Linked DNA regions of Homo sapiens: regions 1 and 3 are each linked to region 2. Evidence: chromatin loops called from intact Hi-C (ENCODE). Cell type or tissue: gastrocnemius medialis. All regions are shown on one strand.

Region 1 (8,000 bases), 260 kb before region 2:
CCACTGATGGACACTTAGACTGATTCCATGACTTTGCAATTGTGAATTGTGCTGTGATAAAAATATAAGTGCATGTGTCTTTTTGAAACAATGATTTATTTTCTTTTGGGTAGATGCCCAGTAGTGACATTGCTAGGTCAAATGGTAGTTCTATTTTTAGTTCTTTGAGAAATCCCCATACTGTTTTTCATAGATGTTATACTAATTTACATTTCCATCAACATATCCCTTTTCTCCACATCCACACTAATATCTGTTGTTGTTTTGCTTTTTAATGATAGCCATTCTTACTGGTGTAAGATGATATCTCAATGTGGTTTTAATTTGCATTTCTCTGATGATTAGTGATGTTGAGCATTTTTTCATATGTTTATTGGCCACTTGTATGTCTTCTTTTGAGAAATATCTGTTCACATCCTTTGTCCACTTTTTAATGGGATTGTTTGGTTTTTTTTCTTGTTGAATTGTTTGAGTTTATTGTAGATTCTGGATATTAGTCCTTTGTCAGACACATATTTCGCAAATATTTTCTCCCATTCTGTAGCTTGTCCGTTTACCCTGTTATTTCTTTAGCTGTGCAGAAACTTTATCATTTATTAAGTCCCCTAATGGTATAGCTCTAATCTGAGTTCAAAGGCCTGAGAACTAGGTAGAGCCAACTATAGTTCCAGTCCAAAGGTTGACAGGCTCAAGACCTAGGAACAGCTGATATTTCGGTTGGAGTTTGAAGGCAGGGAAAAAGCTGGTTTCCCAGTTCAAAATCAGGGAGGTAAGAGGAGTTGCCTCTTATTCAGGGAATAATATTCTCTTATTTAGCCTTTTGTTGTATTCAGACTTTCAACTGATTGGATGAAGCCCACCCACATTACGGAGGGCAATCTGCTTTACTCAACAATAAAGCATAGTTTAACATTTATCAATTTAAGTGTTAAACTCATCCAAAAATGCCCTCCCAGAAACACCCAAAATAATGTTTGATCCAATATTTGTGTACCTCCTCATAGCCAGTCAAGGTGACACATAAAATTAACCATCACAAGGAGTGATGATGCCTCTATATTCTGTACCAGTTATAGGTCTCTGGGGAACCCGATATTCAGTTCAGATCTTCAAACCTTAAATGAGAGTGTTTTCTAAGGAAGTCCCAGGGCCCAGACAGTACTCAGAACTATAGCACTGGAGTCAAAATAACCTGAGGATAACAAATAGAAAACCCAGAGAAAAGACCTTATCCTTGTTCCATGTAATTTCTTGTTTCAATTTTTCCACCTGTAAAGTAGAAATAATAATTGTGCTTACTTAGAATGGAAGTTAGGAAGGTTGAATTAGACAATCAGCATGAAAACACACAGCACAATGCAGAAGGCAGCAGAATGGCTTTGTGTGGCTACATGAGGGAATACTATGATTGGAGAGCAGAGCTTAAGAGAGCCCATTTTAGGCTCAATAGAAGAACCATTTGAATCAAGAGTGGGGTTACTATCAGCTTTCTTAGGTGGCAAGATCCCCATCACTGGATGTGTGTGAGCAAAAGCTGGACCACCTATTGGCAAGAACACTTTAAAGAGAACAGAAACACCATACATTGGTGGATGGGCTAAAGCCTATTAAGAGTCTTGCAAAGAACTCCTTACAAATAAAAGTTCTTCCCCTTCTGGAGCTTGTTTTTCCTCCAATGTCAAATGCAAACACTGGACTAGAAGATTTCCAGGGGCTCTTGTAAGTCTAGCATTCCTTGGTTCACACTTTGCAACTTTCACCAGAACTACTGCTGTAGTCCCCAAATTGGCCTCTCTACCTTCAACCTGTATCTGTATCCCCCACAAATCCACCCCTTAAATCCATTCCCAAGTCCATGCTGCAGCCGGAGAGACCTTCTTGGCATATGACTCTGGCCACTTCCTGACCCTGCTTAACACTTTTGATGCTTCCTTATTGCCCTCAGGATAAATGCCAACCTCTCTAGCCTTTCTCAGAGAAGGGCTGCTTTACACTGGCATTCAAGGCTCTTCAGAATCTGGCCTAATGACCCCTTTTATCACTCCTTTTCATGCACCCAGCATTTTAGCCACAACTAAGCACTGGTTATTCCCCAAAACATAACAGATTCTTTCACACTTCCATACCTTTTTGTCCTGTTTTATTTTTCCAGAATGCTTTATCTCCTTATCTGCCTCCTTATCCTTCAAAATCTATTTTCAATATCGTCATCTCTAGGAAGCCTTCACTGACCACCCAGGCTGATTTAGGAGAAAACTGTCTGTACGAGCCTCTTTCACACAGCAGCAGAGTTGTCCTTCTTCAATATTTCATGAAGCTTTGAGGGCAAAGACAAGCATCCAGTCCATTGTATATATTTTTAATACTTGCTTCCTAATTGAAGGAAAATATATTTCCATGATGCAGGCTAGCTTCCTCACTCCAGGATGTGGAATATAGTGACTTTGTGGGGTTGCCATTATGACAAATCATTTCCTCTGCTTGCCAATCAATATATGTCTATTCAAGAAAAACACATGAAAAAATAAACTTAAAATGCTCAAAAACTATCACCGTTGCTATATTGATGTATTTCTTTCCAGGCTGTTTTTTGCATGCATATTATAAAGAAGATGTCAAATATCTAGTATTTTTCTTACTCTTTTTTCTCTTAATATTACAGTATTAGAATTTTCCATGTTAATATATAGTTGTTCATAACCATTGTTTTTAAGACTAGATAATATTCCATCAAGTAAATAAGTAAGTAAATAACTGTTTGGTTGAACGTTTAAGTGCATATTTTTTCACCATTATAAAAAATTCAATCACAGGCATCTTTGTGCATAAAGCATTTCTCTGTGTTTAGGATTTGTGTCTGAGGATCAGTGTCTGTGGCTGTTTTTATCTTGTGAAAATCAGGGCCTTTATCTAGAATCTGCCTGTGTTTTCTCCCCCAAACCTCCCAGACCAAAAAAGCAAAAACTGACATCAGTGCCCTAAGAGTCACTTAGTGCAATGTTTCATGTATGGCTCCCAATTAAGGCAATATGCCCCTTTTCAAATATGGCCATAAATATTTTCCTTCGGTGAAGTAGATGCCACGGAGATAATATTGATTGCAAATTACAGCCTTTGTAATTAACTAATTTACGCAGCTGGAAGATGGAGCTGGTGAAATCATTTGCTTCTGAAGGAGAATGGTGGCCTTTCCAAATTTGACTATCAGATATGAATTTGACCTAATCTCGGGAATGTTTCCGGCTGGAAGATGGAGCTGGTGAAATCATTTGCTTCTGAAGGAGAATGGTGGCCTTTCCAAATTTGACTATCAGATATGAATTTGACCTAATCTCGGGAATGTTTCCGGTAAGACTGCAGACTCTCAGGTGCTTAAGAAGTCACTGAGGCTCTGGACAAACAGGAACGTATTAGCTTTTTGCCTACTGACTACACAGCCTCCACCATTCACCCAAAATGGATCTGCATCTCCCAGGTGCATCTGCAAGCACACAAAAACACACACTGGGAAGGGGTATGAGCTGAGGTTAGTCCTAGGTGCTGCACTTTCTATTCCTGACATATCAGGATGTGTGGGAGGGAGGCCAAAGCTGCAGCACCAGGCTGGGCTTCCAGTCCTGTTGCTACTGTGGAAGCTGGCTCCAGACAGGTGGGGGCAGCAAAGAGCCAGCCTGTATGGTCAGCTGGGATTCTAGTTGACCAAAGCTGTTGGGAGAACTCAAGCTCATCAGTGTGGCAAGTTAGACAACTTGATCTGGACACATGCATAAATGGAACAGGGGTCCAGATACCCACAGGATTAATACTAATAAACCATTTTGCTTAAGCAGCAAAACTCGGTTTATATATTGAATGATAGAAAATTATTTTATTGAATCCTCTCCATAAGCACACCCATTTGATAAATAAAGAAACTGAAGTTCAGGCTAGTTAAATAGCTTTTTCCCAAGTTCACACTTGGGCCCTAAATGTCAAAGCTAGTGATTAAACAGGTCTTCTGACTCCATGGAGTGACAGGATTATGTTACGTTCTTTGTATCCACTATCTCATTTGATTCTGGAGGCTAGTCAACCAGGTACCTTTTTAAGTGGATAGGCTGAGGCCTAAACTTAACAGAATACCACTATTCCAGTGATAAAGGATCTTTAGGGGCAGGAAATAGCAACATTCAAAATGTCATACGTTGGGAGAGGGGTGGGCGCTCATCTCTGGCTTTCATAAAGCACTTGGGCAAACACCCCTCCTCATTTTTTTTCCCAGTTTTTCTTCTTTGTGCTCAAACTATTCTCAAGTATTTACAGTTCCTAGAATGGACTAACTTCTATTTCATTTCCAGGCTTTTGCACATGTTGGTCCCTCAGCCTCAAATGACTTCCTTCACACTTGTTGATCTAGTTAATTCCTATTCATCGTGACCACCTTCGAGGGCATTCTCTAAGCCCCTCCTTGCCTAGACAGATGTAGGTATATCTTCTGTGCTTTCACAGTGGTTTGCACAAACCTCTATCGTAGCATGTATCATACTACTGCATACTATGATATCTTTTTCCTTCATTAGATTGTGGACGCTTTACAGACAGAACCATATCTTATTCATCTCTCTGCTGGGCACATAGTTGGTGTTCAAACATTTGTTGAATTACTGTATGTACACATGAAGAAGCATCTTTCAAGATTCTTACAAAAGTTCAGAGGGTACCAGAGGTTTCTTATTGATTATAGGGACTAGTTACCATAATCCTTGAGGGAAATGAGAGTTGACCCTTAAACCTGAGGGTTACAGGCTGGCATTTCCTTGCTCTCTTTAGAAACATGATAAGTTTCTTGCCTTTGTAGTTATCTGGTTAAAAGGTATTTCAAATTCTTATTATACCTCATTCAACATATACCTATTCCTTATCTTATTCCTACAAGTACCTGAATGTAGAGGCCAGGCCCCACCACAGTTCTGTTTGAGTTACTTTTTAGATTGACTTGGCAAAGCAAAATCTGGCTGTTCTGCCATAAAAGGATGATCTCAGATATGATCAAGGGACTTCAAATCGTATCTGCCCATCCAAAAAGCAACAGTGCAACTATTTCAAAGGTTACCTTTAGTCCTCAACTTGTATACAACCTTCTCCCCAGCTAACCACTGCTAATCTGACATAAGCATTTAACTGTAATTCTATATAGCAAAATCCATAATCAACAGAGCTGGCGACATCTCTGTCTAGCTCTCTGTCTCTGTCTGTCTGTGTCTGTCTGTCTCTCTCTCTTTCTCTCTACACACACACACACACACACACACACACACACACACACACACACACAAAACAGTTCCTCAATAAGTGGCCAAAATCTGCCCATGTTTTGTTTAGTTTGAGCAGCTAATGCCAGAACAAAGGTAATGAAATATATTAATTACATTAGAGATATTTTAGAGAACCAAGATTTGCTTTCAGAAAGAGAGACCACATCTGACTGAGCTAAGTTGATAGCAACATGCAGATAATTAACAGCTAATAACATTAGCGTTGTAATTAGAACTGCCTTGAACTCTTAACCCATCTGCCTTTCTGATTTTGAGATCCATACAGTGAAGAACAAGATGATCGTTCTCTTTCTTGATTTGCCTGGATGTTTATAATATATTCTCTCCCAAATAAATATTACTAACTGCTATCTTTCACTTTCTACCTACTGTGTGCCAGGTGCTCTATAGATACTGAGTATATGAAGAATATATTATGCACTCAACCCTTGAGGAATTAAATATAGTTTACTTCTCTCAAAAAACTTATCTGGTAGGAATTATGACACCTATTTTTTTTTAGATAAGGAAACTGAGTGAAGTCACTTGTTGAAAGCTACCGAGCTGGTTAACTAAGCACAGATTCAAAATTAGTTCCTACTGACTCCTGTTCTTTCCATCATACCACACTGTTCTACAAATGGCCATTATTGCTATTACCTTGGTAATTTACTCACCCTGGTTGAATTTCTGGTATTCAACTCACTGTTCTGTTTAACAGTGAAGGAAAACATGAAAGGGAAAATGTAACTAAGCATGAGGTCAAGTACCCTACCTGTTTGTTTGAAAAATTCACCATTATTGTTGGAATAATCAGTCCCTGGAGTCCCAACAAAAGATGAGCAAATGATCTGAACAGACATTTCTCAAAAGACATACAAATGACCAAAAAATATATGGAAAATGCTGAATGTCATTAATCATTAAGGAAATTCCAATGAAAACCACAATGAGGTATCATCTCACCCATGAGGGTGGCTATTATTGAGAAGACAAAAATAATAAATGCTGGAAAGGATGTGGAGAAAAGGGAACTCTTATACACCGTTGATGGGAATGTAAACTAGTACAGCCACTGTGGAGAACAGTATGGAGTTTCCTCAAAAAAGTACAAATAGAGCTACTACATGATCCAGCAATCCCACTACTGGGCATTTATCCAAAGGAAAGGAAATCAGTATATCAAAAAGACATCTGCACCACCATGTTTATTGCAGAACTGTTAACAGCCAAGATGTAGATCTAGGTGTCCAACAACAGATGAATGGATAAAGAAAATGTGGTGTATATACACAATGGAATACTAGTCAATCATCAAAAAGACTGACATCCTGTCATTTATGGCAACATGGAAGAAGCTGGAGGACATTCTGTAAAGTGAAATAAGCCGGGAACAGAAAGTTAAATACCGCATGTTCTCACTCATATGTGGATGCTAAAAAAAAAAAAAAAAAAAGTTGATCTCATACATAGGGAGAGATTTGCTACAGGATACAAGATTACAGGTAGATAGGAGGAATAAGTTCTAGGGCTCTATGCCACTGTAGGATGACTATAGTTAACAATAATAGTTATATAATTTCAGCTAGAACAATGATATTGAATGTTTCCAGCACAAAGAAATAAGTGTGAGATGATGGATATGCTAATTACCTTGATCTGATCACTATATATTATATATATCAAAATATCACTATGTTTCCCATGAATATGTACAATTATTATATGTCAATTAAAAAATATTTTTAAAAAGTAGCAAATGAGCAGAATTCAGTGATGGGAAAATAAGCAGGAAGTCCTTAAATGTTAATGTTAGCAAGTAAATTACACCAGTGAGGTTTAAACTCTTGGCTGAAGATCAAGAGAAGAGCAAAGAGATTCAAGGTCCCAAGGAGGAGGTTGACAGGGAACTGGGGGACAATCAGTCTCTGGCTAAAACTACTTGACAGCAATATTGCTGAAGGTGTTGCTGAAATAACATCATGACAGGATTTTGCCAGGGGATTCAAAAATACCCAAATCTAACCTCATCTCAGCCAATTCTCCCTGGCAACTCCTTGAGGCAAATATATTCACAAGAGAGGAGAAGTTAGTTATTATTATTATTACCTAGGATTTTGGCTCCAAATCCCAGTGCATAACATGACTGAGCTGAGCTGAACTAAAATGAAGGTCCTTTTCTCCCAGAGCCCTCTCCTGAGCCTTGATTTGAAAAAAAAAAAAAGCTACCCAAAATGTCTCCATCAGAGCCAGAAGAGAAGGAGCAAAGAAGTCTACACAGGAAGAATAGTAAGTCTAGTACTAGGATCCACCTTACCCAATTCTGCTCCATCACCAGTTATTACTTTCCACCAAGGCTTCAAGGAAGGGAAATACACAAAGTCTGACCCATGAGAAGCAAAGCAACACCTTACTCTTAGCTGGAAATTTGAGCTCAAACCCTAGTGCAGAGAGCCCTGGTGGCCAGGTTGTAGATATAGTAAACAATAAATGAGATAATACGTGAGGCTTCCATCATCAAGCCTAGGCTCCCTTTAGATGAGGTCAGCCTCCTCCTGGGAGCCTGGAATCACTTCTCTCTTCTCTTGAACCTCAACCAAGAGTCCAGACCTCCCTAATGCCATGTGCTTACAAATCTGGACATCTAAGAACAACCTACTTGATTTTCCCATTGCTTATTTCCACTCATGAACTGAAGTTTTTTTG
Region 2 (8,000 bases):
GGATGGCTGTCTTGCCAAAGTGGCAGTGGAGCTGACGTCTGAAGAATTAGTAGGAGTTATTTAGAGGCAACGAGGCAGGGGGTTTGGAACAGCCTTTTGGGCAGAGGCCCTGCCACAGAGGGAAGATGACAAGTGGCATAGAACTGGTTTAAGAAATCCTGTTGCCCATGGGGTGAATGAACGCGTGGGATATAATATGCTTGTTCTTATAGTTACTAAAATGGAGCAGGATGGAGTGAGACATGGAACAGGCATGTTTTATATCCTGACAGTGAGTGGATCCTGATTAGCATATATTAAAGAGAGGGAGGCAGTCAGTCAGACAGACAGGCCAGCTGGCCCGTCAGAGGTGTGGGGGAGTGAGAATGGAAGAGAAAGGAAAAGTTCCAGAGAAAACATATTCTGTCCTAAAGATTGGATAAATATGTTGGCCTCATGGGGAGTTTAAGGCCAGCCTCATACCCATCCTGTCAGTGGGATCATTGTCAGCTTTGCTTGATATGTCCAAAGAAGAGCATTAGATACAAGAAAATTCCACTAACTGGTCCTTTTAATGGAGATTCACTATAGGAATCATAATAGCTACTTGGCACATCGGTATAGCAAAATAAAATTAGGCAACATTACTACTAAGAAGGGCAGGATGGAAAGTACTCTAGGGAGCACAGAGCTCCCTGCCTTCTAGGAGCCACCTTTAGACTTCCTTCCCAAGGTTGATGGGAACACCACCATGCAGTTCTCCAAGGCAGGAACCTGGTGTGCTATTCTTGATGCTTTTCCTAGTCCAGTCACCTCTGCCAGCACCCAAGTATCATCTTTCTTACTAGACAAATATTTCTAATTCTTTGTCCTCCTCACAACTCCCCTGAGAGTGCCTGAGCTCAGGCCCTAACTCACCATTCTCCCTGGACCAGGACCATTCTTCCTGTCTGCAGTCTGGGTCCCCTTCAAATCCCACTTCACCAGGGCCACAGGAGAAATCACCCTGGAACCAAATTTGAGCATTGTGCCTCTGTCTCTTAAAACCCTCCCCTGGCTTCCCATTATCTGCAGGAGAAAGTTCATACTCATAACATCACACAAGGCACTCATGATCTGTGCTTGCATTTTTCTCTTGCTTCCTTCTTTATCTTTTAGAAGATATTCCAGCCGTGACAAACATCTTCAAAGGGATCATCATGCCTCAGCATGCTTGCACATGCCTCTGCCTTTATTCAGGATGCTGTTTCATGCCATTCAACTCTCTTTACCTGGCCAAGTCTTACTTTTCCAGTCACCTGGATTTCAATCTTATACTGTATTTGTTGGTTGGTTTACTGCCTTTCTTCCCTTGTGAGCTCTATAAGAGTTTGTCGTTGTATGCAATTGTATTCCTGAAACTAGAAAAGTATCTGGTACATCATAGATTCTCAATTAATTGTTGACTAACTTGTTTAATAAAGAGTTATCTCAGGAAAAAAAAAAAAGACAATCTTACCCCCTCAATTCAGCTCAGGTGTTTCCTATTCTGAGAAGCTTCCAGGGTGTCTCCAATATTAAATCCCACTTTTTGCACCCTGACTTCCCTTATTTCCCCTGCCATAGTGTCATTGCCCTAACTTGCAACTTTTATTTACATGTCTTCTCTAAAGGCTGCTCAAGAACAGGGACTGATTTCTCATCTCCAAACCCATAGCGTCTGGCACAGTACCTTACACAGCAGATACTCAATAAATATTGAATAAATGAATTAATTTTAAGAAAGTTAAAATAATAAAGAATTATAGCATAAAAATAATTTTTCAAGCCACAGGCCTTGTAGTAGGACAGACCCGAGTTTAAGTCCTAACCGTCCGCTTGCTAACTGAGTGGTATTAGAAAGGTGACATCTCTGAACCTCAGTTTTCTAACCTATAACACAAGGATACCAAAATCTACCTTGCTTGTAATAAATGAAACTAGCACAGTACCTGGAAAATAGTCCGTGGTCATCAACATTAATTTCATTCCCTAAGTTTTAAGTTCAAAACAACAGTTAAAAAGAAAGTAACATCACAGCAGAAAAAAAAAATCATAAAATGTTAGAACCATGAGGGTCCTAAAGATTGGGATTTAAGTTTATAATCACACACTTCCTAGGCATGGGATTCATTGCTGTTTTGCTTGAAATATAACAAGGATGTCTCAAAATGAGGAATAAATGCAAGGAAATGACCAATAATGAGATATTATAATGGAGTTTCACTATAATAATAGTCATTCTTTGGTGAAACTGTGAAGCAAGCCAATTCCTCTTTATTGTCTAAATGGAGAAACTGAAGCCCAGGAGTGGGTCAGTGACCTGCCCAAGGCATACAGCATTTGGTGAAAGCTGTTGCTCAAATATAGGTCTCTTGATTCACAGGACATTGCTCATTCCATTAATCCATGTAAGTGCTTCAGATTCAGGCCTAATCAGGGGTGAAGACACAAGAGCAGGGGAGTGGGCTTCTTTTAAAGGTAGAGGACCCCATGTCCTGTCCCTCCAGCAAACCCTTTAGTGGACCTTTTAAGTTCTGAGCCCAGGATTTGATGCTTCCCAGGAAAAGACCGAACCCCAATTCTCACCCACAGAATGGCCCAGACTTCAGCTGAGTTTTGCAGTTACCTCCTAGGGATCTTCTTTGCTGCACTGTTCTTTGACCGCTGCAGCAGACTTGGGCCACAGGACTCTTTGAGGTTTTCTAGTTAAGTTAATGCAGATGCACTCAGGATAGATTCTTCATATTGTTCATTCCATTTCAAGTCTAGCTTGGTTTTACTCCCCTGCACTCTGCCAGATTCTCACTAATCGCAGAAGAGTCAGACTATAACAAGGGAACAGGTTAGAAAATGAGAAGAAGGAACATTACCAGGAAGTTGGTGATAAACTCAATTATCTCTATCCACAGACCTAGAGCAGAGATTCTTAACATTTTAGAAGATGCTGATTTTTTTTTTGAAAATTGTAGAAAATTATGAATACTCTTCCCAGAAAATTTACACAGTTTGTCAGTAGTATCAGAGGGTTCAGGAACCCCTTAATGGCCCTTCTGATATAGAGGCTCACAGAACATCGGAGCTGAAATGTTTCAAAACATCGGCAAGCCAGTCCCTCCTCCAAATTTACAGATTGGAAAACTGATACCTAAAGGAGACTTGCTCCAAGCAAGTGCAGCCACTCAGAAGCAGAGCTGAGGCCTGAAGCCAGGCCCATCAGAACTCCTCTCTTCCTTCTCTCTTCTCCGCCACTCCAAGATCCTGCTATGCAAATATTTACTTTGGTCTTCAGTCTCATTTTTAACTGTGCATCCAGTTGAAGCTTCTAAAAATATATGTGAGACAAGCAGGAGCTGAATATCTCTCAGAAAAGCAGAGCCCCCTCTCAGGTTGAACTGCATCAAAGTCCCAGGCACTGCTGAGCTGGGGCCCAGCTGGGCAGGCACAGCTGATTCCAAGAGCCAATTTTCAGAGCCACGGTCAACTGTCAGTGGGGAAAGGGAGGCACTGCTGGGAAATTGCTGGTGCCTGGATTGGAGGAGCAGGGGAATGAGGAAGCCATGAGGCAAGTGATAGTGTGGGATTTGGAGAGAGAGATTAATTTCCCTCTTGAGTGAGAAGTGGGTCTGAGTTAGACAGACAAGCTATAAATACCAGCAGTCTTGGGCAAGTAGAGAAGGGAGAGGCATCTCGGGTATTGAGGTGTGCTAGAAATGGAGGGAGGACACTCTTCCCTGCCAAAGTAATGAGGAGGGTGATTAGATAACCGTCTTACTAGATTAATGCAGCCTGTGAGTGGTATCCCTCTCCCCTTCCCTGTCTCCAAGGATCCATTCAGGGATTACTTTTTTCTAAGTAGGGAAGCCAAGACCCTTCCCAGTCAAGATCCTGCCCACCTCTCTCATGTCACTTGCTGTATCTCCACCAGATACTGTACAACCACTAGACCAGTGGTTCTCACCCCCAGGTGTGTTTGCCCCAGGGAGTGTTTGGCAATGTTTGAAGACACACTTGGTTGTCACAATGAGGTGGGTGCTGCTGACATCTAGTGGGAGAAACCACGGATGCTGCTAAACACCCTACAATGCACAGGGCTGCCCCCACAACACAGAATCATTTAGCCAAACATGTCAATAGTACCTGGACTATAAACAGATTGAGAGCACAGCCATTCCTGTTTTGTTTACTCTACATAGCCAGTGTGAATGTTCTGTATACCTATTACATGGCCCAGCACAGAGGAGGTGATTGATAACTTATCTGTTGAATGAATCAATGAGTAATAAATAATGAATGAGGCTGGGTGCAGTGGCTCATGCCTGTAATCCTAGCACTTTGGGAAGCTGAGGCAGGCGGATCATAAGGTCAGGAGTTCGAGACAAGCCTGATCAGCATGGTGAAACCTCGTCTCTGTTAAAAACACAAAAATTAGCCGGGCATGGTGGCACACACCTGTAGTCCCAGCTACTTGGGAGGCTGAGGCAGGAGAATCACTTGAACCCAGGAGGCGGAGGTTGCAGTGAGCTGAGATCGCACCACTCCACTCCAGCCTGAGCGACAGAGCAAGACTCCATCTCAAAAATAAATGAATGAATGAAAAATAAATAATGAATGAACAAGTGAATGAATAACAGCAACCTGCCTAATGTGGTCTGAAGTCCAAATACCCACCAAGGTTATCTCATCCAGAATCAGGCACATTAAAAATGAGGTCAGATCTCCATCTGATCTAGCCCACCAGCCTCTAACTTGGCTTCTCTTCAAAAGACCCCATTAGGGTGATGGGCAGCACTGTCACACCTGATAAAGCTGCTGCACATCTGCTTGGTCAGAAAGGATATCCCCTGCTCCAGGGAAACGTTTTTCCCAGGGTAGAGCGGAGAGTGAGAATTAGAACTAGAGATCATCTAGTTCAACTGCCCGCCAATTTTACAGGAGAGGAAACCAAGGCACACAGCATGGAAGAAACCTACAAGATGTTATACCAAACGTCCAGAAAACACAGAATTTTACAAATAGTTTCTTCATCTCTCCCCGTCTCTGTCTCTCTGTTCTTTTCTTTCTCTCTCTCTCATCTTGATTTGTTTTTGTCTTGCTTTTTCTCCCTACCTTTGTTCATAGGCCTAACATGCTAAATAACTCTGGAAACAAATGTGAATGTGACACACTCTTGTCCTTGAAGAGCTCATACTTTGTTGGAGATGACAGTTTCATATGTAGTAATGATAATAAAAAAGCTACTGCATACCAGCATTGTACTGGGTATCTTGGATATATAATTTCTAATCAATGCAATAATCCTGAGGTAGGAAGCATTATGTATTTTAGAGATGAGGACACTAAGGCTCAGAGACAGTAAATAGCCTGCCCAGGTTCACACAGCTAAACATGTAGGAGCCAGGATTAAAACCCATGCTTTTTGGACTTTAAACCTGGCCTTCTAAATACATGCACAACGGAATACAGTGTCAGGAGATAAGGCTTATACTAGCTTATGGAAGGCCATGAAAGCCAGATCTGAGAATTTAGGTCTTACCTTGGAGGTGACAGTGAATCAGTGTAGGGTTGTAGGTCAGGAAGTGACAAGGTCAGCAATTGTGAGAACATCATTCTCAGCAATAATGGGGAGAAACTGGAAGCCAGAAGACCAATTAGGATGCTGAAGCAATAGTTCAGATAAGAGACAAGGATCTGAACAATGCAATAGCAGTGGAGGAAGAGGAGGAGCAGGTTTACTATGTTTAAGAAGTACGGTAGGCAACATTGCCCTTGAGAGGCAGCAAATAATGCCAGCAAAAAGCACTCTGAAATTAGACATATCTGGGTCTGAATCCTGGTAAATCCACTTGCTGCATGTGTAGGTCAGGTGGGGTGGAGTTGGTGGAGCACCCAGCAAGGTGTCTTACACAGAGCCAGAACTCCACCCCTGATACCCAGCACCTTCATCCTGGGTATGCCAGGATGTTTCATCTGCCAGCTCTTAGCTAAGCAGATGAAATCTCAGGCAGTGTGGAATAGGCTGAATAATGACCCCCAAAGACATTCGGTTCCTGATCCCTAGAACCTATCAATAATACCTTATATGGAAACAAGGTCTTTGTAAATGTTATGGTTAAGGCTCTTCAGATGGGAGGTTGAGACTATCCTGGATTATCTGGATAGGTCCTAAATACAATCACATGTATCCCTAGAAGAGACAGGCAGAGAGAGATCTGACATACACTGAAGAGGGAGGAGGCAATGTGACCATGGGGGCAGAGATGGGAATGATATGATCACAAAGCAAGGAATGCCAACAGCCACCAGAAACCAACTATTTCTCTGTTTTCTCCCCGGGGCCTGTGGAGGGAATGCAGGCCTGTGACACCTAGATTTTGGCCCCAGTGAAACTGATTTCTGACTTCTGGCCTCCAGAACTGAGAGAATACATTTCTGTTGTTTTAAGCCACTAAGTGTGTGGTGATTTGTTACAGTGGCAATGGAAAACTAATTTCGAGCCTTATAGTTACCCCAAACTTTAATTCATTCTGTGATGGATTGGACACTCTTCTCACAATTTCCGTATAAGCATTCATCTCCAGCATCCTCCGTGAAGTGAGCCTTTCAGGAAATACCTACTCTGTGGAATTGCATTTCACCCATCAAAAAAGAGGCCTCCCTTCCCGTCCCTATCTGTGTCTCTCCACCTTCTTCTCTCAGTCCTTCTCAGTCTCTCTCACTGTTCCTGTCTCTATTTCAGTCTTATGCATCTCATTTACAGTCTGTCCTCTGCGGCTGTGCTTCTCTGCATTTTTTTCTTTTGTCTCTTTCTGTCTTATCTTTTGCCTTTCTCCCCTCTCTCCCTCCCTTCTCCTGTTGCCTACATTTATATCTCTCTCACACCTCTTTCAGTTTGATTCTTTCCTTTTCTGTCATTTGCTCCCTGTTTTTCTCTCTCTGCTCCTCACCCCATTTCTCCTCAGTTTTCAAGCCTGAGTCTCTCTCAGCCTCTCTGATTATCCTTCTCTCCTTATCTTCTTGCCTCATCCTGACCAGTTTCTCTGTATTTTCCTGTCCATTTGCATCTCTTTCGCTTTTGGTCTCTGCCTCTGCGGCCTCTTTGTCTCTTCCTCTCTCCTGCTGTCTCTCCCTGACCCTCTAATCCATCTCTCTCTATCTCTTTCTCTCTTTCTCCCTCTCCCTCTCCCTCTCCTTCTCCCTCTCCTCTCTTTCACAGGTCTTCTTACCTAGGGGGTGCCTCTGGACTTGCCTGCAATGGGAAAGGACTCTGCAATTGCATCTGCAGCCTCCACACTGCACTTCAGAGAAGGATTCACCTGTTTAGTCATGCACTTGTCTGACACTGTGGGAGGATTGGTGAGGCAGGCAGAGACAAAAGATATTTCATTGTCACATTTTTCTTCTAGCTTTACCTAGAGGCTCCTAGGCAGGTGCCTCTTAATATTCTAGCAGTGCTGTCAGCCTTACCAAAGAGAAATCACTTTTCCTTGGCCTATCCCTCTGCACAATTAATCTTCCCCCTTTAATGGTGATCATCTGTTGCTGGGAGGGGCAGGAGTATGAGCAGAAAATGAATTCTAGGTGGGAGTTTCCAAACAGGGAGCAGGTAGGAATTCAATTTTCTTATTTGGAAGCAGGATAATGGCAAGAAAAGACCTTTATGAGGACAGGGATGTGTCTGTTTTCTCTTTGTTGTATCCTAGCTCCTAGAACAGTGTCTGGCACATAGAAGCCACTTAATATGAATATATAAATGAACAAATGAGAGAATAAATCAATGGGTTTCAATCCTCCTTGCGCCAATACTTGATGTGACTCATCAGACAAGTGACTTCTGATTTTTCATCTGCAAAATGGAGATGGTAATCAGAGCTGCCATGGCCCACAACTAGGGGGAAAGGAGAAGTGGGTTATTGTGTCTGAGAAGTGGGGCAGAGCTCAGCACCCTTCAATGCAGTCAGGCCAGCTGAGCTTGCTGAGGGTTCTAGAAGAGCTGCAGGGAG
Region 3 (8,000 bases), 120 kb before region 2:
TTAGTCACGGAGGGAATTCTTCTTCGGCCTTGCCACAAGGTGGCCGTCACCTTTTCAGCATGTGCCACTGAAATTCGTTGTGGTTTTTCTAACTTCCTGGGGCTAAGCTGCTATCCTCTGGGACAGGGTCGGGGAGTGATTGTGTTGAGAGCTGTTTTGTTGTGTGTTCTTTTGTACAAGGTCAGCTTCTAGCAATCATTTTTTTTCTGATCGCCTGGGATTGCTCTCATCTATGAACCTGTACCACAAGAAGCACAATACATCCCAGGAAAGGAAAACAAATAAGCAAACAAAAAGCTCTATCTTGAGCTCTACTCAGTTTGCAAGGTAACGGACACGATCTTACTGATCCCCTTGCAGCCTTCAGAATTGTGCTGCACATTAATTAGAAATCCAGAGCCCTGGAACAAGGGAAACGACTTTGTGCTTCAATTTAATTTGTTCTCATTTTTTGACAGGGTTAAAGTTCATCTTCCCAGTCTGAATCTGAAAGCAAATTATAGCTGCGTCATTTTTATATTGATGTGCCCAGACTAAAGACCTTTGGAAAACATTTCTTCTGGGAATTGATCTGGCTGACAGTGTTTTCTCTCAATTCCATTTAGCAAACACTGACTGCAGCCTTACAATGTGCCAAGAAGTGTGGTGGTTGCCAGGAGTGAACATAAAGGGAGAGGATGCAGTCTCTCCCCAGGGGAGGTGGCCATGGCACAGGAGAGGTATAGCACACAGAGGACAGCAGTTACTAAGCACCGTGAGCTGGGACACACGGCGGCCTCTGGCCGCAGAGATCAGGGTGGGCTTATTGGAAAAGCGACTAACAAATTGGGCTTTAGAAGGTGATAAAAGCAACATAGTAGCTACCATTGCTGACTGCATGACCTGTGCCAGTGCCGTGCTAATGTAGATGTGCCACTTAATGTCACAACCACCTCTGGAATAAGGAGCAGAAGAACTCAGTGCTTGGAGATCAAATCCTGGCTTATCCACTGGCTAGCCATGTGACCTGGAGCAAGTGAGTCTGATTATCAGTCTCTTGCTCTGTGAAATGAGGGTGACAAGAATGACCCCACAGGGTGGTTGTGAGAATTAAAAGAAATCACCCACACTGATGAGTGCAGAGGTGGGCTGGGAGGGAGAGGTGGAGAGGATAGATAAGGCAGGTTCCCACGGCTGTGGTCACCCATTGAGATCACCCCCACTGTGGCCCTGGTTGTACTGAGCAGGCTTCATCGTCCTAGGCCTGTCAGGCAGCCTTCTCTCTGACACCCCAGTAACAGCTCAAATAATATTAGCCATGATTATTGCTGCACAGCCAGTGGTGTCAGAGCTGGAATTTGAACCCAGGCCTGTCTGACTCAGAGACCCTTGATCTTAACCTCAATCTATTGCCAAGACAACTCAAAGTAGTTGCAAAAGCCAGTGTCTATGCACAGGCCTTCTGATTCTCTTACATTCTTTCCACAATCTGTACAAATGTTACCCTAAAATCAGAAGCCCTCCTCTAAGAACCCTGTGCCCACCCTTCAGGCTGAGCCAGGGGGTTCCCTCTGGGCTCCCCAGTACCCCGTGCTTCCCTCAATCAACTCAGTGAGCACTCAGAATTCCACTGTCAACTTGCATATCCATCTCCCACACTAGACCATGTGGTCCTAAGAGCAGGGGTTGAGAGCAGAGTTTGAACCAAAGTTGGGAAATCACCCCATGTTCAAATTTTCTCAAACAGAAAGTTTCCCTTTAACAGTAGCAGGTAGGAAATGTGTGTTAATAAACCATGGTGCTGGCAGCTTTAAAATATTAATGATTTCTAGAATTGAAAATGCAAATTGCTGTCTGGAACTCCTCCACTTGGCATTAAAGAGAAGGGCTTTGAAAGGACACCATGGGGAACTCAGGAACTGGAGAATGGCCTTGCTAGAAGATGGGAAGACAAATAGACATTTACCACCTTTGTTATTGCCACATTTGCACCATTAAAACGCAAGAGCTAGTCACTGGGTGCTATTTGAAGGCATGGCTTTAAAGTGAGCAGGCTGGGCTTCTCCATCCACTTCAACATTCACATATGGGGTACCTACTATGTGCCAAAAGAGGGCATGTGTGGAGGGAGACAGCTAAGATCCCAATCTGGCCCGGGTCAGCTCAGTCCACTGTGGGCTGTGGTCAGGGCTCTGACCTTGAGCAAAGAGAGGGCATGGGTTCCGGGGAAATTCTCAAGATGTGTGTGAGTGGAAGGGACTGGGATTTTTCTGACAGGTGTTGTTCTCCCCCTCAGTCCCTTAAGTAAAGAGAGGGGTGCTGTGGAGCCAGTTTGGTCCTAAGCATGATCCCTGGCCCTTCTCTCAAATCAAGAGCTGAGGGGAAGCTGAGTGACATCCACAAGGCAACTGGAGAGAGCAAAGGTGGGGCAGAAGGGCGGGGGCGGCGGGATGGGTGAGGGCAGGTCCCCTGGCTGTGGCCAGCAGCTGTGCAGTTACCCCACCGTGGTGCTGGCTGTGCTGAGAAGGCCTGACCATCCTAGCGCTGTCAGGCTGCCCTGTCCCTGACAGACAGGCTGGGCTTGTCACTGCCCCATCAGAGCTCCCGAGGTACTTCGGCAGCACAGCCAACTGACACCTGCTTCCTTTCGATGACGTGTTCGTAGTGTCAGGCAGTCAGAAACTGTGTCCTGGGAGGGCCCCCGTCTCCTAGTAGCCTACCAGTTCCCATTCTGCATCCCTCTGTGTTTGTGGACCAGCTCTCTAACAATGAGCTTTGCCCCTTCTTTCCAGAAATCCGGAGGTATCTCCCCATCACCCTAGTGTCCCCAAAAAGTTGGGAGGCCTCTCCTGAGGCTTGACAGGACCCTGACTGTGGTCCCTGTGTGTCTGGCTTGCACTGTTCTAGGGGCTTTTCTGCTTCCTTCTGGCTCTTTGCTGTGATCTGGGTGTGTGACGTTACAAGGACAGGAAGCTCTGGATAAGTGAGGCATCAAGCTGTCAGGGAAGAGCGCAGGGTTTTGGAGTTAGACTGACGTCGCAGCTGCTCATCATGTGGACTGGGGCCAGTGGCACAGCTCTTTAACCTGCCTGCAGGACAGAGATCAGAGTGCCAGCCGTTCTGCAAGGCTGGCAGGATCCAATGAGCTTATATAAGTAATGCGCCCCCTGGCGCCTGGCACAGAGCAGGTGCTCAACCACCGAGATTTCCCTTCCTTTCCCTTCTCCTACCCTCCTAGGAGCCTGGATCTGTACCCTGACATGCATGTATTTGGACCCCTTCTTTGCTGTGGTGGCGAATATGTTAATCCTCTTCCTTCATCCTTTGAAAAATGTCTTTCTCCTTCTCCTCATGCATGCAGCTTACGTTTTCTTACAAATCCAATCTACTTGCAGGAAGCTTTGTGAGTTCCCTGAGACACTGCACGTCTATTATATTGGTACTTCTTGTCCTGTTCCAAGGAAAAGACTGTGTCTGAGAAAAATTATTTGCTTGATGTAGGCATGTTCTCTTGTCTACTCACCCCACACCCTTGCCTGTTGTTCTGACCAAAGTGGTGTTATCAGAGCCAGCCCCAGCCACTTACTGGGGCTTCTGATCCTCTTGAGCTTAAGTGTTTTAGAACTGGAGGGGACTGAGAGACCACCTAGCTCCGCCCCTTCTTATGACAGATGGTGAAACCGAGACCCAGGGAGCAGAGAGCCTGGGCCAAGCTCACACTAGACCACTGGTCCTCTTCTCCTTGTGGCTGCACAATTTGCAGCCACAATGCAAATTAGAAGAACAGTTTGCTGGAGTTCTTCCCCAGAACACTGAACTAGAATCTTGGTGGGGGCAGTCAGTGGGGTGTTCTGGGCATCAGTATTTTTACAAAGCTGCTGCATGGTTCTAATAAGCAGCCAGGGTTAAGAAACAGAAAATAAACCGTGTTTCTTGCCAGTGTATTAGCCTCACATACCTAGGGGAAAGCGTGAAGGAACTGTCCACAGGAGCCTGTTTCTGCAGGATGGTTCACCAGGGAGGGCCCAAGATGAGCATTCCCCTCTGCAGACGCAGAGCACCTGACTGGGTGTTCTTAATCAGGTATTTCTATTAGTCAGTAAACATTTATATCAGATTTCCTATGTGGCAGGCACTATTCTACGTGCTTTACAAATACAACCTCATTTCCTCCTGAGGGCGTTCCTGTGAGACAGTCTGCTATGATCCACATTCTATGGACAAGAAGAGTGAAGCACAGAGAAGTGAAGTAACTTGCCTGGGCTCACACACTCAGAGAGCAGCGCAGTCACTGCGCTTGTGCCTGAGTCCCTGTTTGTTACCATTATGCTCATTCACCTCTGGGTTCTCAGGTCACACTTGCAGCACCTGCCAGCACCTTCAGACCTTCAGACCCCCCACTCAAGCCTTTCTAAATGAATGGCTCTGCCAGAAGGTGGAAGGTAGGACTGAAGGTTTCTGAAATCAGTAATACTGAAAGCTACCTTTGTGGAGCACTGTGATTTATACATCTCTCCTTACCTAGTTTCTGATGAAACCATGGCGGAGCCACTTACCTAGGCCATACAGCTTCAAACCCAGGTCTGTCCAGCTCTACTTCCATGTACCCCAGGTATAACCTGAGGTAGAATTTGTAGAAAGAATCCAGGTTTATCCTAGGAGTTTTTTCGAGGAGCACATAATGGCATTCTATAAAAACACCCTCTGGAAACATATCCTGTGAATTAAATTTTTATAATTTATTTTATTCAAGAAAGATTCCATTCGCTGGTGATGGCATGGCCTAGAATTTAGGGCACAGGGTGGAGAAGTTATATAAGAACTGCTCAAATGTTTCTGATCTAACATGTAAAAATCCAGTTCACTGTGAGACCTTGGTCAAATCACTTTTTGTCTTAGAGTCTTGGTTGTAAATGGTGACATTAATTAGACCATACTCAGCTCTAATGGTCACTGTTCTGTGACTGCTGTGTGATATCAGACAGCATCCTTAACTCCTCTGATTTTTATGGTGGTAGAATCCTCCTCACTGGAACAAAAAGTAATTGCTACAGGAGAGTTGGTGTTAAGTGTAGCTGATTGCTTGTTAATCCACTTACAATGATGGATGTTTTAAAATCCATTATTGAGGACTATTGCATGCCAGGTGGCTTCCCATGCAGATTTCATATCTTTTTGACATTGTCCTTTTGTTTCAGCCACGTTGATGAGGCTGCTCTGACTCACCTATTTTGATATGCGGACATTTTGACACAGCTGAGAAAATAAACCATCACACCTTCAACTTCTTAAAAAAACATTAGCAAATAATGTGGCATGGAGACATTTCAGGCTAGTTCTTCTCATCCCAGAATTTCCCCCATCCTTGAGCTCCGCTTCTGTCAAGGGGGTCTAGGGAGGGGAGAGAGGGAAGAGATTGGGCTCAGGGTGGGCTCTGGGTCAAGGCTGGGGATGAGGATGGCAGGAACAGTAAGGAATTGGTGGGAGTGAAGGACACTGAAGATCCAACATGCGATGGGTGTGGCGGGGGGGTCTGTTTCACACAGTACCTAGTAATTTTCCAAACCAATTTTACATTTAGATGCAGCCATTTCAAAACCGTTACATCAAAACAACCATGTCAAAATGCCCTTCTCTGTCTGAGACAAAGAAAATGAGTGCCAGGAAGATATGAATAAGACAGGGCTTCTGCCCCCAAAAAGCTCAGAGTCACCAGAGGGGAAAAGCGGGACAGAAAGAGAAGCAAATTACTATTATACTGCTGGGCAATTGCTATAATAGCAGAAGGGGCTGGGAGGGAACAGAGCAGAGAGTGACTCACTGCCTGGGGGTGAAGCAGGCTTCCTGGGGGAGGGAGTGACTGGGAGCTCAAGAAACACATGTAGAATGACTAATAATAGCCACAGTTAATTGAGGACTTACCATGTGACAAGCACCGTTATTAGTACTTTATTTTAATTCATCTAGTCCTCACAGCCACCCAATAAGATGAATATTATTATTCCCATTTTACAGATGAGGAGACTGAGACACTCACAGGTTGAGTGACTTTCCCAAGACAACACAGCTAGTAAGTCGCAGAGCTAGAATTCTAAATCAGGCACAGCCATACCTAAGGTCATGCTCACCCACCCATCCCCCCCCTCCCCGCCCCAACGCGCCCAACACCCCCAGCCCACCTACAGCATTCTGTGGCCTCTCTGTGAGTGAACGACGGCTTGGGGTGAGGGAGAAGGAACACCAGCTTTAACGTTAACCAGACCTGGGTCTACTCTGCTCTCATCACTTGCCAGCTATATGACCTTGGACAATTTGCTGATCCCAGCCACCTCTTGAGTCTTATTCCTCTGGTCCTCATTCTCCCCAGCAGACATCACTCAATAACCGATAGCTGTATTTTATTGACATGGTAGATATGCGGCCAGCGTGAATGTATGGCAGGGATTCACAGCCATTAACAAGACAAAGTTCCCTTTGCCATGGAGCTAATGCCCCCAAGGAGCCAGCTCCGAGGACCCAGGAGCGTCCTCTGGACAGAGGTGTGAGGAAACTAGAAAGGTGTGAGGAGGTGTGATGAGTAGGTGAAACAACAGTAAGAGGCGAGCGTGGGAGGTGGGCAGGGGACAAGCGGGCTAGGGAGTACCGCCTGGGTTAACTTCGAGTGTATGGGGAAGCCGCTGCAGGACTGGGAGTACGGGAGTGAGATCCATCCGCCAGAAAATGGGCTACAGGGGAGGAAGGAAGCAGCAGGAGGCTTCTGTGGTTGTTCAGACAACATGCAATGGGGGCGGTGTTGAGCTTGGGCAGTGGCAACAGAAGTAATCTCCCTGTTGAGTACCTGAATGCTTCATAAACTGTATAGTCCTGGGCATATGGGAGTTGGTTCAGAATCATTACTCTTATTTCTCCCTCATGACTGACCCTTCCTTGCCTTCCTTGGCTGTCGCCATTCCATAGTCTGTTTAACAAACTCGTGGGCAAGGCATGGGTTGGTTTGTTTTCTCAGCCCAGAACAATTGGTTTGTTTTCTCAGCCCAGAACAATTCAGCTTCTCTGGCTCCTCTGAAGATGTCATGTTGAGAGAGAGAAAAAAATTACACTCTTTAATAGAAATACTTTTCCTTCATTAAGTGAAATCTCCAAAGCCCAGTAGCATTTTCGGTGCTTATATAAAAATGCCAGTGGGGATTTGAGATTGAAAGTGGTATTTTTATACAACTCAATGAAGATCTCAATAGGAAAGAAAGAACACTCTTCAAATCTGAGTTCCTCCAGCATTGGGCAAGACAGATCTTCCACTCAGGGTCAGGATCACATTACTCCCAGGCCTACAAGGAAACTTTTCCTGAAGCTCTTGGAGTGCTCATATATATCAGTTCTCTGCTTGGGGAAATTGTATTAATAATGTCCTTCCAAGGCTACAAACCATTTAACTTGAATTTCTGTTTGCACCTCAACTCTAATAACTTTGTACAAAACCTCAGGTATTTGTAGGAGTTTCAGTCAGACGCAGATGTGTGCAGGTGCCTGCACATAAGTACAAACAGAATAACATCTCTTTAGTATAGCTGGGGAATCAAATTTCCCCTTGGGAATGTCAAAAGAAAGACTAGTCTCCTGAGATAGAGAAGGTTCAAATTCCAGCTCAGAGTCTTACTAGCCTGGCAGCCCCGGGCAACGTACTGAGCCCTCACAATACAAATTTCAAAGGGCCTGGCAAGACTTGGATCCTGATGTATGTAAAGTGCCTGGTACACAGTAACTGCTCAAAACGGTTCCTCTTCAGCCACCTCTTACTTGACTGTTGTATTGTAACCCATTAGAATCATCATCAATTTCATAACAATTGTTCTTAGTTATTAATACGTAACAACCTCCTCCACTCCCCAATTTAGTGGCTTAAAATGACAATTGTCATGTATTTCCAGAGAATCTGCAATCTGACCACACATTTCTACTCTGTGATGTCTGGGCCTTCAGCTGGCATGACTCCAACAGCTCGTTTTAAGGATGGAAAACAG

The links. Peaks named below come from ENCODE experiments on the same cell type or tissue, not always from the same donor. Only the 100,000 strongest peaks of a DNase experiment are listed, where the experiment ranks them.
Region 1: a loop joins it to region 2, with 24 times the contacts of the local background. A loop is called at or near these places in 11 of 110 quality-filtered maps.
Region 3: it touches region 2 in a loop (2.7-fold over the local background); 2 of 110 quality-filtered maps call a loop at or near these places.

The regions. Positions count from the first base shown.
Region 1 is chr1:48,813,360-48,821,359 of GRCh38, reverse strand. The region is part of intron 6 of AGBL4 (AGBL carboxypeptidase 4); the gene reads left to right. Among named protein-coding and RNA genes, the nearest start is that of BEND5, 40 kb to the right of the region's middle. In gastrocnemius medialis, a CTCF peak has its summit at 3,652; no DNase peak of the experiment used is centred here.
Region 2 is chr1:48,548,656-48,556,655 of GRCh38, reverse strand. The region is part of intron 11 of AGBL4 (AGBL carboxypeptidase 4); the gene reads left to right. Among named protein-coding and RNA genes, the nearest start is that of SPATA6, 80 kb to the right of the region's middle. In gastrocnemius medialis, a CTCF peak has its summit at 4,030 (motif pointing left); a DNase peak (open chromatin) is centred at 4,005; H3K27ac peaks cover 609 bases.
Region 3 is chr1:48,672,657-48,680,656 of GRCh38, reverse strand. The region is part of intron 6 of AGBL4 (AGBL carboxypeptidase 4); the gene reads left to right. Among named protein-coding and RNA genes, the nearest start is that of BEND5, 100 kb to the left of the region's middle. In gastrocnemius medialis, a CTCF peak has its summit at 3,166 (motif pointing left); DNase peaks (open chromatin) are centred at 2,564 and 3,066.